Linked DNA regions of Homo sapiens: region 2 is linked to region 1. Evidence: read pairs that join two places in POLR2A ChIA-PET (ENCODE). Cell type or tissue: B cell. All regions are shown on one strand. Each heading gives the region's core, and the rest is flanking DNA. Links, peaks and the distances in the headings are about the cores only.

Region 1 (5,367 bases), core at 248-5,247:
TACGATGTGTGCACAGTTCTCCACCATTCGATCGCACGTGTAGATTCATGAAGCCACCGCCCAGTCCAGGGTGTCCCATCACCCAGCTATCTCTCTCGGGCTCCCCCTTGCTGGTCTCCTCCCCCGAACCATCCTCAACCCCTAGCAACCACTCCTTTGTTCTCCAGTGCCACACTTGGTCATTTCGAGACAGTGGTATATACAGAATCAGGCAGAACGTGACCTTTTGGGACTGGCCTTTTTGCTTAGTGCAATGCCCGTGACATCGGGCAGGTGGGTGTGTGCAGTAGCTCACCTCTTCCTACCGCTGTATTCCAGACACCACGGTGTGTTTAGCCGGTCACCTGGTGAAGGACATCTGGGTTGGCTGTGTCCGGTTTGGGGCTGTTATAAATAAAGATGCATGAACACTCGTGTGCCCTTTTCGGTGTGATCAGAAGTTTTTATTTCCTAGGGATAAATGCCCAAGAGTACAATTGCTGGGTCATGGTAATAGACTTAGTTTTTAAAGAAACTGCCAAAGCCTGGCCTACCATCCTTCCCTTCCCAGTGCACCCACAGGAGGTGTCATTTTACATTCCCAGAAGCAGGATATGAGTCTGTTCTGTAATGCACAGATACTACTGATATTATTTTGCTTGCGATCAAATTGTACCTGCTGTTTTATAATGGGCTTGTGTCCCTTGATATGATCTTATGAGCATTTCTCACACGTATTTTCCTACAGCTCCTTTAAAATTGCTGAATAAGGCAGCACGTGGGTAAACAGCCCCAGGGCCCAGTCCCACAGGGCTTACTTAAGCGCGTGTCCACTCCATGGCCGCACCCGTGCATCTGCTGCGGAACCTGGCGGGCACAATGCTAGGGGTGGGGCTGGAGTCACCGAGACTTGGTCCTGCTCCATGGGACTTAGAGCTGGTCCACAGATGAACACGTTGATCACAGACCAGGAGTGCTGTGGGCGAGACTACACAGAGTCCCGAGTATAAGCCGTGTTAGGTCAGGGAGAGTGCCCACCCATGTGATGTCTGGGCTGAGGTCTGGAGAAAATGCAAGCGTTCAATAGGCTGGGGCAGGGGAGGGCTGGCTGTGCGCGCTCTATCTTCGTCAAATCTATTTTATCTAATCATTTGCAAAAGCAAATAACACGAGCTCTCTGTCCCGGGACAGGCACACAGCTGTTGACTTTGTTCACTGTTTTGTGCCCCTCACAAGCATGAACTGGGCATGACTCAGGCATTTGCAGAAAGAATGTCAAATGTCACCCAGAATATCACTGTATACAAGAGGTCTTTGCACACAGCTCCAATATTTTGCTTAGAGGTCAATCTCTGGAAGTTAAATGGCTTGTTGCTGAATGCTGCATACATTTCCAAGGTCTAGATACTGTTCTAAACCTTAGTGACTGCTCATTTACACTCTGGACCCTAGACTTCGGCGAGCACCCTCTCTAGATGGCCACACCATGAGTGTCTCACCAGGGCTCAGGGGCTGCCTATCCCCTTCCCTCCTGAGCTGGGCCCCCAAATCCTAAGGCTGGGTGTATATGGCCAAGTGCAGATGGAGGCAGGCTCTGTTTTCAGGAGCAGGACCTGATCCAAGTTTATTACCAAATTAAATACTCCTCCCCCCTCCTCATCGTAGACCAAGGCACAGGATTTGTTTGGAGCTTGGGGTGGGGAGGGAGGTGAAATGATGGGAGGGTTTCCACATGGGGTGGAGAGGGCAGGGTGCTCCACTCTGCAGCTTACAGATAGAGGCAAAAATCAATAGGGCTTGACTTTGGTGTCCCCCTTCTGGACCTGCAGGTGGATTCCCACCAACTGATCAGCCTTGCCAGGGCTTTCTGGGAGCCTGTCTGGTGGGAAGGAGCTCCCACAGCAGTGGTGATGGAGAAGGTCCCAGCTCTACAGATCCTAGGCCCATGAGATGGATAGAGATGGTACAGAGAGAGGGAAAGGCCCAGAAGCCTCTGAAGGACAGCAGGGCACAGTCTGCCATCTCACCTGGCAGGGGCCCAGGTACCTGAGCACCGAGAGGCAGGTTTGCACTCGGCACCTGTCTCTAAGACTCTCCCAACACACTTACCTTTGTCTTTGCACACTGGCCCTGGGCAGTGTGGCAAGGTGGTTCTGCATGAACACAGGCTTATAGTATCGTGGTCATCAAAGATGGCCCTACCAATTCTCCCTCCCCAGCACAACTGCATACTGCCCCTCACACCGAGAGACAGAGTGTAAATCCCTGATCCTGGATTCCCCATTAATGGCTTTGACTAAAACAATGCAGCAGAAGTGACATCCTGAGATTTCCACACCCAGATCTTAAGAAAACTAGGCTTCCACTTCCTGCAGATGGGAACCTGGCTGCCATACTGTGAGGGAGTCCAAGCAGCCACATGGAGAGGCCCAGTCAGTGGAGGACCAGGCCTCCCACCAGCAGCCCAGCTGAGCTGCTGTAGGAGTGAGGCCATTTGGGACCTTCCAACCATCCCTGCACCCAGTGGCACTGTGGAAGCAGGAGAACCCCCAAGTCAATCTGTTCTGGAGTCGTTTGTTATTGAGCAATGAATAACTGTATCAGAAATTGATGTGGCAGTGTTCTTTTAAGAATAACTTAATTTAGGATTTCAGATTTTGCTCATTTATAAGGAGCATTCACCCAGTTTCCAGAAATGATTCAACTAGAGCCTGGAGACGTGGGTCACCTTCCTCTTGGTGAAGCCAGTGACACTTCTCAGATTGAGTCTGGGCCATTTTCAAAGCAATAGCATCTGGCAAAGGCCCAGTGGCCAGGGCGTCTCCTCCCTGGAGACCCGCCTGATTTCAGTAGCTCCTTCCTGACGCTGTTTTGGGGCCGGTGTGAGAGGCCCCCATGGCTGCCTTGGGAGGGTCCCCACAAGCTCAGGCGGGTTGAGGGGGGCGGCTTCCTGGCAATGAACTTGAACCTTCAGATCAGGGAGGGTCTCCCTTTTCCTCTGGAGCAGGCCCCACTGGAAACCTTACTGCAGTTGGGACTTCCCTGCTGGCCCTTGGCCCTGGAGAGGGGGTGTCCTCCCTGGTGGGTCCCATTGTGTTTGCAGTTTCCAGGCAGTTTCTGGCACACTGGCCTTGGACCCCCAGGCTGGGAGCCATGGCGTGCACACAAAACGACCTTCATCTCCTGCTTCTGCTTGGCAAGCTACCCGGGAGGTTTTATTTTCCACTGAAGTTGCTTCCCGATTATGGGCATCCCTGTCCATTCAAGACCCTTTTCAAAGCCTTGCTAATTGCCCCCCAGAGCCCCACCCGCATCCCAGCAGCAAGCCCAGGCCAGCTGTTCTTTTGATCTCGAAAGGCAAAAGAGGAAGCGGAGAAAGGCTGTTTGCAGGCCAACTGTGCGCACAGGTGTGAGGGAGCTGTCCAGCTTCCACTCCGTCATTTCCCCATGAGATTGGTCTTTCTGGCTTAATCCTCCTCCTGGGCCCTCCCCTGTGCCCCCCTCTCAGAGCTGGATGGTGGCCGCCCTGACAGTCCTCATCACACCCGGGGCTCTCAGATGGGAGCAGGAAGGGCTGGCGCCCCAGCCACCTCGGCCCCTCTTCCAGAGGGTACCACAAGAACCCAGATGGCCACGGCTGTCCCTGTCCAGGCAGCAGTCCGCGTACACAACGCACTCCCCTGAGTGTGATCCCCTCAAACTCCCACGACGCCCACCCGAGGTGAATGCTGCTGTTACTCCCGCTTTCCAGAGAAAACAAACTCAGGGAAGGCACAAAATACATTGCGACTCACAGCCGGCCGCTGGCAGGAGCCAAGGTGCTGCTGGGGCCACGGTGCCCACGGCCCGTGCCCGGGTGCTGACACTGTCCCCACCGCCTTCCTCCCGGCGGCCATGACCCCAATCCACAGCGGTCACCGGCAGGGGCAGTGGTGGACCAGGGCCTGGCTCAGCCTCACTGTGCCAGGGCCCCTCGCCGTACAGAAGGAACTGGGACATCCTCATAGGGTCGGCCGGAGTGTCACAGTGGACACAAGGCCCCAGGCAGTGTCCCCCTGGAAAGCACCTCCAAGGGCTGCTGTGACCCCCACACCACGTCCTGGAGGAGGGGCAGATCCCCCCACAGGAGGGACATGGTCTCTCTTCCTAATCCCCGGCATCAACTCTGATTCTTTTTACCGAGAGAGACCCGTTCCCACCCTCCTGGGGTTGGCCTCACTCAGAGAAGAGGGCAGAAGGAAAGTGAGTGTGTGGGACCCTGGAGGCCATGGTGAACATGCCCGTGAGTCCCCTCAGGCCAGGGTCCTCAGCCAGGGTCCTCGGGTTCTCGTTTGGACTTGTTTATGAGCCCCCAAGGCACACTTATTAGGAGTGAGAGCTTGGGCCCCCGGCACTCTCAGCCAGGCACCTGCCGTGAACTGGGCATCGCCAGGAGCCACCAGACAGGTTCCCAGGCTGTCAGGAAGGGCCTTGATCAGAGGTGCAGGGGCCGGGCACTTCATGCCTGCCCTCCTCCCTGCAGCCCAAGCTCTAGTCCCAGGTCAGAGGATTTCTTCCAGTGACCCTCCGGGGGCACAGGAGAGGTTGGGCAGGCTGGAGCTGGGTGAATGGTGCACAGAACCCTTTTGGGGAACAGCGGCCCCCAGGAAGGCCGGGCCCAGGCAGCGGTGGCTGGCAGATGGCCACTTCTAGCATTTGGATGTGAGGTGTTGGTAAATGAGCCCCTGGGAGACATTTTTTGGAAAAAAAAAAACCACACCTCCATATGTCAAGTTGCACAAGTTTTAGGTTGACCTCCCTCCGGGAAGGGGGTCTGCCCGAAGGTTCCTCAGACTTTGAGCACATTACCTTCCCCCCAGAGGCCAAAGTCCCTGCCAGGCAATGGGAGGGCTGTCACCACAGAGTCCTCTTAGGGAGGGCCAGGGCCACTGATGGGACCCTCCACTCACAGAGTGTCCACACCCACCCACCCACAAGGGCCCGCCAGGCGGGAGACTCGTCAAAGCTCCAGGCACACTAGGCTGCCCAGCCCATGGTGTCCCCATCACCTGCCGCCTCTGGCTGGGGTAGAGCCTTTTAGCTATGGCCAGACCTGCTCTGCAGATTCCAACAAGGCCTCATGTCCCAGCAACGGTGGCGTCCCTGCCAAAGGGGACGGGAGCTGAGCAAGGGTCTTCACTCCCTCGTGCCACCCCTCCGGCCTCTAGGAAAGTGCTGATAGCAAGGCCGAGGACAGCAAAGCCGAGACAGCAAGGCCGAGACAGCAAGGCCGAGACAGCAAGGCCGAGGACAGCGCTCCGGGAATGAAAGCGAAGCTCCAGTGGTTGCTCCAAGACGTGGGTCTGGTGGGAGCAGAGTGGGCTGTTTTTGGAGCTTCTCCCCTGCGAT
Region 2 (5,367 bases), core at 210-5,209, 420 kb after region 1:
GCCATTTGTATATCTTCTTTGGTGAGGTGTCTAGATCTTTTGCCTATTTTTTGGTTAGGTTGTTCCCTTATTGTTGAGTTTTAAGAATTCTTTCGCCAGTTGTGGTGGCTCACACCCGTAATCTGAGCACTTTGGGAGGCCGAGGCAGGCAGATCACTTGAGCTCAGGAGTTTGAGACCAGCTTGGGCGACATGGTGAGACCTCTTCTCTACAAAATAAAAAAAGAGTACAAAAATTAGCCCGGCATGGTGACACACGCCTGTAGTACCCGCTACTCAGGAGGCTAAGGCGGGAGGATCACTTTAGCCCAGGGGACAGAGGTTGCAGTGAGCTGATGTGTGCTACTGTACTGCACTCCAGCCTGGGTGGTAGAGCAAGACCCTATTTAAAAAAAAAAAAAGGAAAAAAGGCTGGGCGCAGTGGCTCATGCCTGTAATCCCAGCACTTTGGGAGGCTGAGGCGGGCGGATTACTTGAGGTCAGGAGTTCGAGACCAGCCTGGCCAACATGATAAAACCCCATCTCTACTAAAAATACAAAAATTAGCCGGGTGTGGTGGCAGGCGCCTGTAATCCCAGCTACTCGGGAGGCCGAGGCAGGAGAATCACTTGAACCTGGGAAGTGGAGGTGTCAGTGGGCCAAGATCACGCCACTGCACTCCAGCCTGGGCAACAGCAAGACGAAAGAGAAAGAGAGAAAGGGAGAAACAGAGGAGAGAAAACAAAGGAAGGAAGGGAAAGAAAGAAAAGAGAGAAGGAAAGAAAGAGAGAGAGAAAGAAAGAGAGGAAAGAAAGAAAGAAATCCTTGTATATTTAGGACTCAAATCCTTTATTGATGTTTTGTACGATTTAAAGATTCCTTTGGTGGTGGGACGCAATACAGTGACACTCAGCTAGAGGAGAGGCAGAAGCCTGTGTATTGATGTTTTATAAGATCTAAAGATTCTTTTGGTGGTGGGACGCAATACAGTGACACTCAGCTAGAGGACAGGCAGAAGCCTGTGTGACTTACAGCTCTAACAAGAGGCCGCCGCCAGGCAGGGTCACACGGGGGATTGTGCCTCGGACGTCAGTGGACTGGACACAGCCCAGGAGAGAATCTGCAAGCTGAGGACATGTCCATAGACTTCCCCAACTGAAATGCAAGGAGAAAAAAGAGTAAAAATAACTGAACAGAATATCCTAGAACTACGGGACAATTATAGAAGGTAATTTACACACTCATAATGGCAATACCAGAAGAGGAGAGGGAGAAAGGGATAGAAGAAATATTTGAAGTAATAATGGCTTCTCATTTTTCAAAATTGGTGTCAGACACCAAACCACAGATCTAGGAAGCTTAGAGAACACTAAGTACAACAAATGCCAAAAAATAGGAACTTTGGCATGTCGTATTCAAACTGCAGGAAACCAGAGACAGAATATCTTGAAAGATGTCGGAGGGAAAGTACCTTCCTATAGAGGAACAAGAATACGGATCACACTGGACTTCCATCAAAAATCATGTGATCTGGGTACTGGAAGCTACATGTAAAGAAGAAATTCATGCTCACGCCTGTAATCCCAGCACTTTGGGAGGCCGAGGCGGGCGGATCACGAGGTCAGGAGATCGAGATCATCCTGGCTAACACGGTGAAACCCCATCTCTACTGAAAATACAAAAAAATTAGCCAGGCGTGGCAGTGGGTGCCTATAGTCTCAGCTACTCGGGAGGCTGAGGCAGGAGAATGGCGTGAACCCGGGAGGCGGAGCTTGCAGTGAGCCGAGATCGTACCACTGGCACTCCAGCCTGGGCGACAGAGACTCGGTCTCAAAAAACAAAACAAAACAAAAACCCAAAAGAAGAGGCACCTGAGCCGCTTGCTTGAGCCTGCTCCCACTCTGAAATGTCTTCAGTAAATCTGTGCTTTCCTTGCTTCTCCTGTTGCTTTCTCTTTCATGGCTTGGCTCTTTTGTTACTTTGTGCATTTTGTTAAAGCATCCCCCGCTAACTAAGACACCGCTCAGGGTCGGGCACAGTGGCTCACACCTATAATCCCAGCACTTTGAGAGGCCGAGGCAGGTGGGTCACCTGAGGTCGGGAGTTCAAGATCAGTCTGACCAACACGGAGACCCCATCTCTACCAAAAATACAAAAAAAAAATTAGCTGGGCGTGGTGGCACATGCCTATAATCCCGGCTACTCAGAAGGTTGAGGCAGGAGAATCACTTGAACCCGGGAGGCGAGGGTTGCGGTGAGCCGAGATCACGCCATTGCACTCCAGCCTCTGCCCAACAAGAGCGAAACTCCGTCTCAAAAAAAAAAAAAAAAAGAAAGAAAGAAAAAAAAAAGAGACACCGCTCAAACTTCTGGCCAAACACAAATCCTGAATGACTTTTAACATCCTTTATGGTAATTAAGGAACCCTGTGGTGCTGGGAGGCAGTTGCTCAAACAACCTCTGGGCATGGTCTGCTGGCAAGGGCATTTCATTTGCCGCCAGGGTGTGGACGGACATTTATTTACACAGTCATACCTGAGACAGAGTAGGGACGGGCTGGCTCGGTTAACCCCCCACTAGAGCATTCTCTCATGCCTTCCACGGATCACACACCCCACGCCACTACCTGGCTTGACACCAAACTCGCTAACCCTGAGACTTTGGTCATACAAGGAAAACAGCCGTTTATAGTGCTCTTCTGTGCTCTTGTAATATTTAACCAGGCCTTTTACTTAAAGAATTTCAGGAACTGGCCTTAAAAGATCCAGAATATCAACCAAGGTTGTAGAATGTCCCCACCTTGGAAAGGAATGCTGAGCAACAGATTTACAGCCTCGCTGCCCCAGCCAGCCAGCTAGCTGGCCCATGACTCAAAATAACCGTCGCAACCAGAAGTGCTGATCAGCCTGTCCCAGTCCTCGGAGGCCTTCCCCAGCCCAGCCTGCACACCCTACCCTGATATCAGTTTCCACCCTTTGCCTGACAAAAAGTCCTAACCAACTCCTTTCCAGGACTCAGTCAGGGACTCTCTCTCCCTTGGGCCGCCTCCCTTATGCCTGGACATAAGCTCCAATGAAGCCTTGTCTGGGAAAACTCTTTTGGCCCCATGTCAATTTCCATTGCATTGAGAGCCCAAGAACTCATGGTTGGTAACATATCCATTCCTGTGTCCAAATGGAAAGCCTTCTATTTTGTTTTGTATTTTATTTTATTTTTTGAGACAGGTTCTTGCTCTGTTACCCAGGCTGGAGTACAATGGCACAATGATGGCTCACTGCAGCCTCAATCTTCTGGGCTCAAGTGATTCTCCTGCATCAGCCTCCCAAGTAGCTGGATCCACAGGCACGTGCCACCACGCCTGGCTAATTTTTTTTTTTTTTTTTTAGCAGAGATGGGGTCTCACTATATTGCCCAGGCTGGTCTTAAATTCCTGGGCTCAAGCGGTCCTCCTGCCTCAGCCACCCAAAGTTCTAGGATTGCAGCCATGAACTACTACCACTGGCTGAAAGCAAGCTTTTTTTTTTTTTTTTTTTGAGATGGAGTCTCGCCCTGTTGCCCCAGGCTGGAGTGCAATGGCACCATCTCAGCTCACTGCAACCTCTGCCTCCCCGGTTCAACCAATTCTCCTGCCTCGGCCTCCCAGGTAGCTGGGATTACAGGCACGTGCCACCACACACAGCTAATTTTTTGTATCTTTAGTAGAGATGGGGTTTCACCATGTTGGCCAGGCTGGTCTCAAACTCCTGACCTCGTGCTCTGCACATCTCAGCCTCCCAAAGTGCTGGGATTATAGGCATGAGCCACCGTGCCAGGCAAAAGCAAGCTTTTAAAAAAAGTATTGATAACATGACGTGTGGTCACCATAACCATGGTCATGTAAAACAAAAATAAAATTCTGAGGCCCCCCAACCATCTGAATGGACTTCCTCCTCAGCCAGGGAACTCTGAAAATTTAACCTGAGAGACTGGTTCAGGCCATGATGGGAAGTGGGGATGGGATGTGCCTTATTCTACCTCTCCAGCATTAACATCAATGCAGACTTCAAGTCTGATAAGAAACATTTGACAACCCATTCTCTCTAAAGCCTGCTACCTGAAGGCTTCCTTTGAAAGTAAGAGCTTCAGTCTCTACAATCGTTGATCTTAACAGACGTTCCTTTCTATTGATCCCAGGTCTTTTTTTCTTTTTTTTTTTTGAGGCGGAGTCTCGCTCTGTCACCCAGGCTGGAGTGCAGTGGCGTGATCTCGGCTCACTGCAAGCTCCGCCTCCCGGGTTCGCCATTCTCCTGCCTCAGCCTCCCAAGTAGCTGAGACTACAGGCTCCCGCCACCACGCCCAGCTAATTTTTTGTATTTTTAGTAGAGATGGGGTTTCACCGTGTTAGCCAGGATGGTCTCGATCTCCCGACCTCTTGATTCGCCCACCTCAGCCTCCCAAAGTGCTGGGATTACAGGTGTGAGCCACCGCGCCCGGCCAGTCCCAGGTCTTTAAATAAACTCAACCAATTGTCAACCAGAAATTTTTTTTTTTTTTTTTTTTTTTGAGAGGGAGTCTCACTCTGTCGCCCAGGCTGGAATGCAGTGGCGTGATCTCGGCTCACTGCAAGCTCCGCCTCCTGGTTCACGCCATTCTCCTGCCTCAGCCTCCGAGTAGCTGGGACTACAGGCGCCAGGCTAATTTTTTTGTATTTTTAGTAGAGATGGGGTTTCACATGTTAGCCAGGATGGTCTCGATCTCCTGACCTTGTGATCCGCCCATCTCGGCCTCCCAAAGTGCTGGGATTACGGGCATGAGCCACCGTGTCTACTCTGTCAACCAGAAAATTTTTAAATCTACTTATAAGCTGGAAATCCCCCCAACCCCCTTCAAGTTGTCTCACATTTCTGGACAAAACCAATGTATTTTTTTTTTGAGACAGAGTCTCGCTCTGTCACCCAGGCTGGAGTGCAGTTGCGCGATCTTGGCTCACTGCAATCTCCTCCTCCTAGGTTCAAGTGATTCTCCTACCTCAGCCTCCTGAGTAGCTGGGACTACAGGTGCCCGCCATCATGCCTGGCTAATTTTTATATTTTTAGTAGAGACAGGGTTTCACCATATTGGCCAGGCTGGTTTTGAACTCCTGACCTTGTGATCCTCCTGCCTTGGCCTCCCAAAGTGCTGGGATTACAGGCATGAGCCACCATTCCTGGCAAAACCAATTTTTTTTTTTTGAGATGGAGTCTTGCTCTGTCGCCCAGGCTGGAGTCCAGTGGTGTGATCTCGACTCACTGCAACGTCTGCCTCCTGGGTTCAAGTGATTCTCCTGCCTTAGCCTCCTGAGTTGTCGGGATTACAAGCACACACCACCATGCCCAGCTAATTTTTGTATTTTTAGTAGAGACAGGGTTTT

Evidence for each region. ChIA-PET counts read pairs that join two places held together with the same protein. Peaks named below come from ENCODE experiments on the same cell type or tissue, not always from the same donor. Only the 100,000 strongest peaks of a DNase experiment are listed, where the experiment ranks them.
Region 2: POLR2A ChIA-PET joins it to region 1 with 7 read pairs; 4 of 35 experiments call an interaction of 5 or more read pairs at or near these places.

Annotation. Positions count from the first base shown.
Region 1 is chr21:43,287,258-43,292,624 of GRCh38, forward strand. No RefSeq gene overlaps it. Among named protein-coding and RNA genes, the nearest start is that of LINC00322, 42 kb to the right of the region's middle. RefSeq lists a silencer at 3,212-3,506. In B cell, for the core only: no CTCF peak of the experiment used is centred there; a DNase peak (open chromatin) is centred at 3,364; H3K27me3 peaks cover 659 bases.
Region 2 is chr21:43,709,906-43,715,272 of GRCh38, forward strand. LOC124905031 (a long non-coding RNA gene) reads right to left here and starts at 2,370. Exons shown (of 2, transcript XR_007067895.1): 1 at 1,450-2,370; 2 at 811-1,133. RefSeq lists enhancers at 1,236-2,117, 2,183-2,804. In B cell, for the core only: no CTCF peak of the experiment used is centred there; no DNase peak of the experiment used is centred there; H3K27me3 peaks cover 245 bases.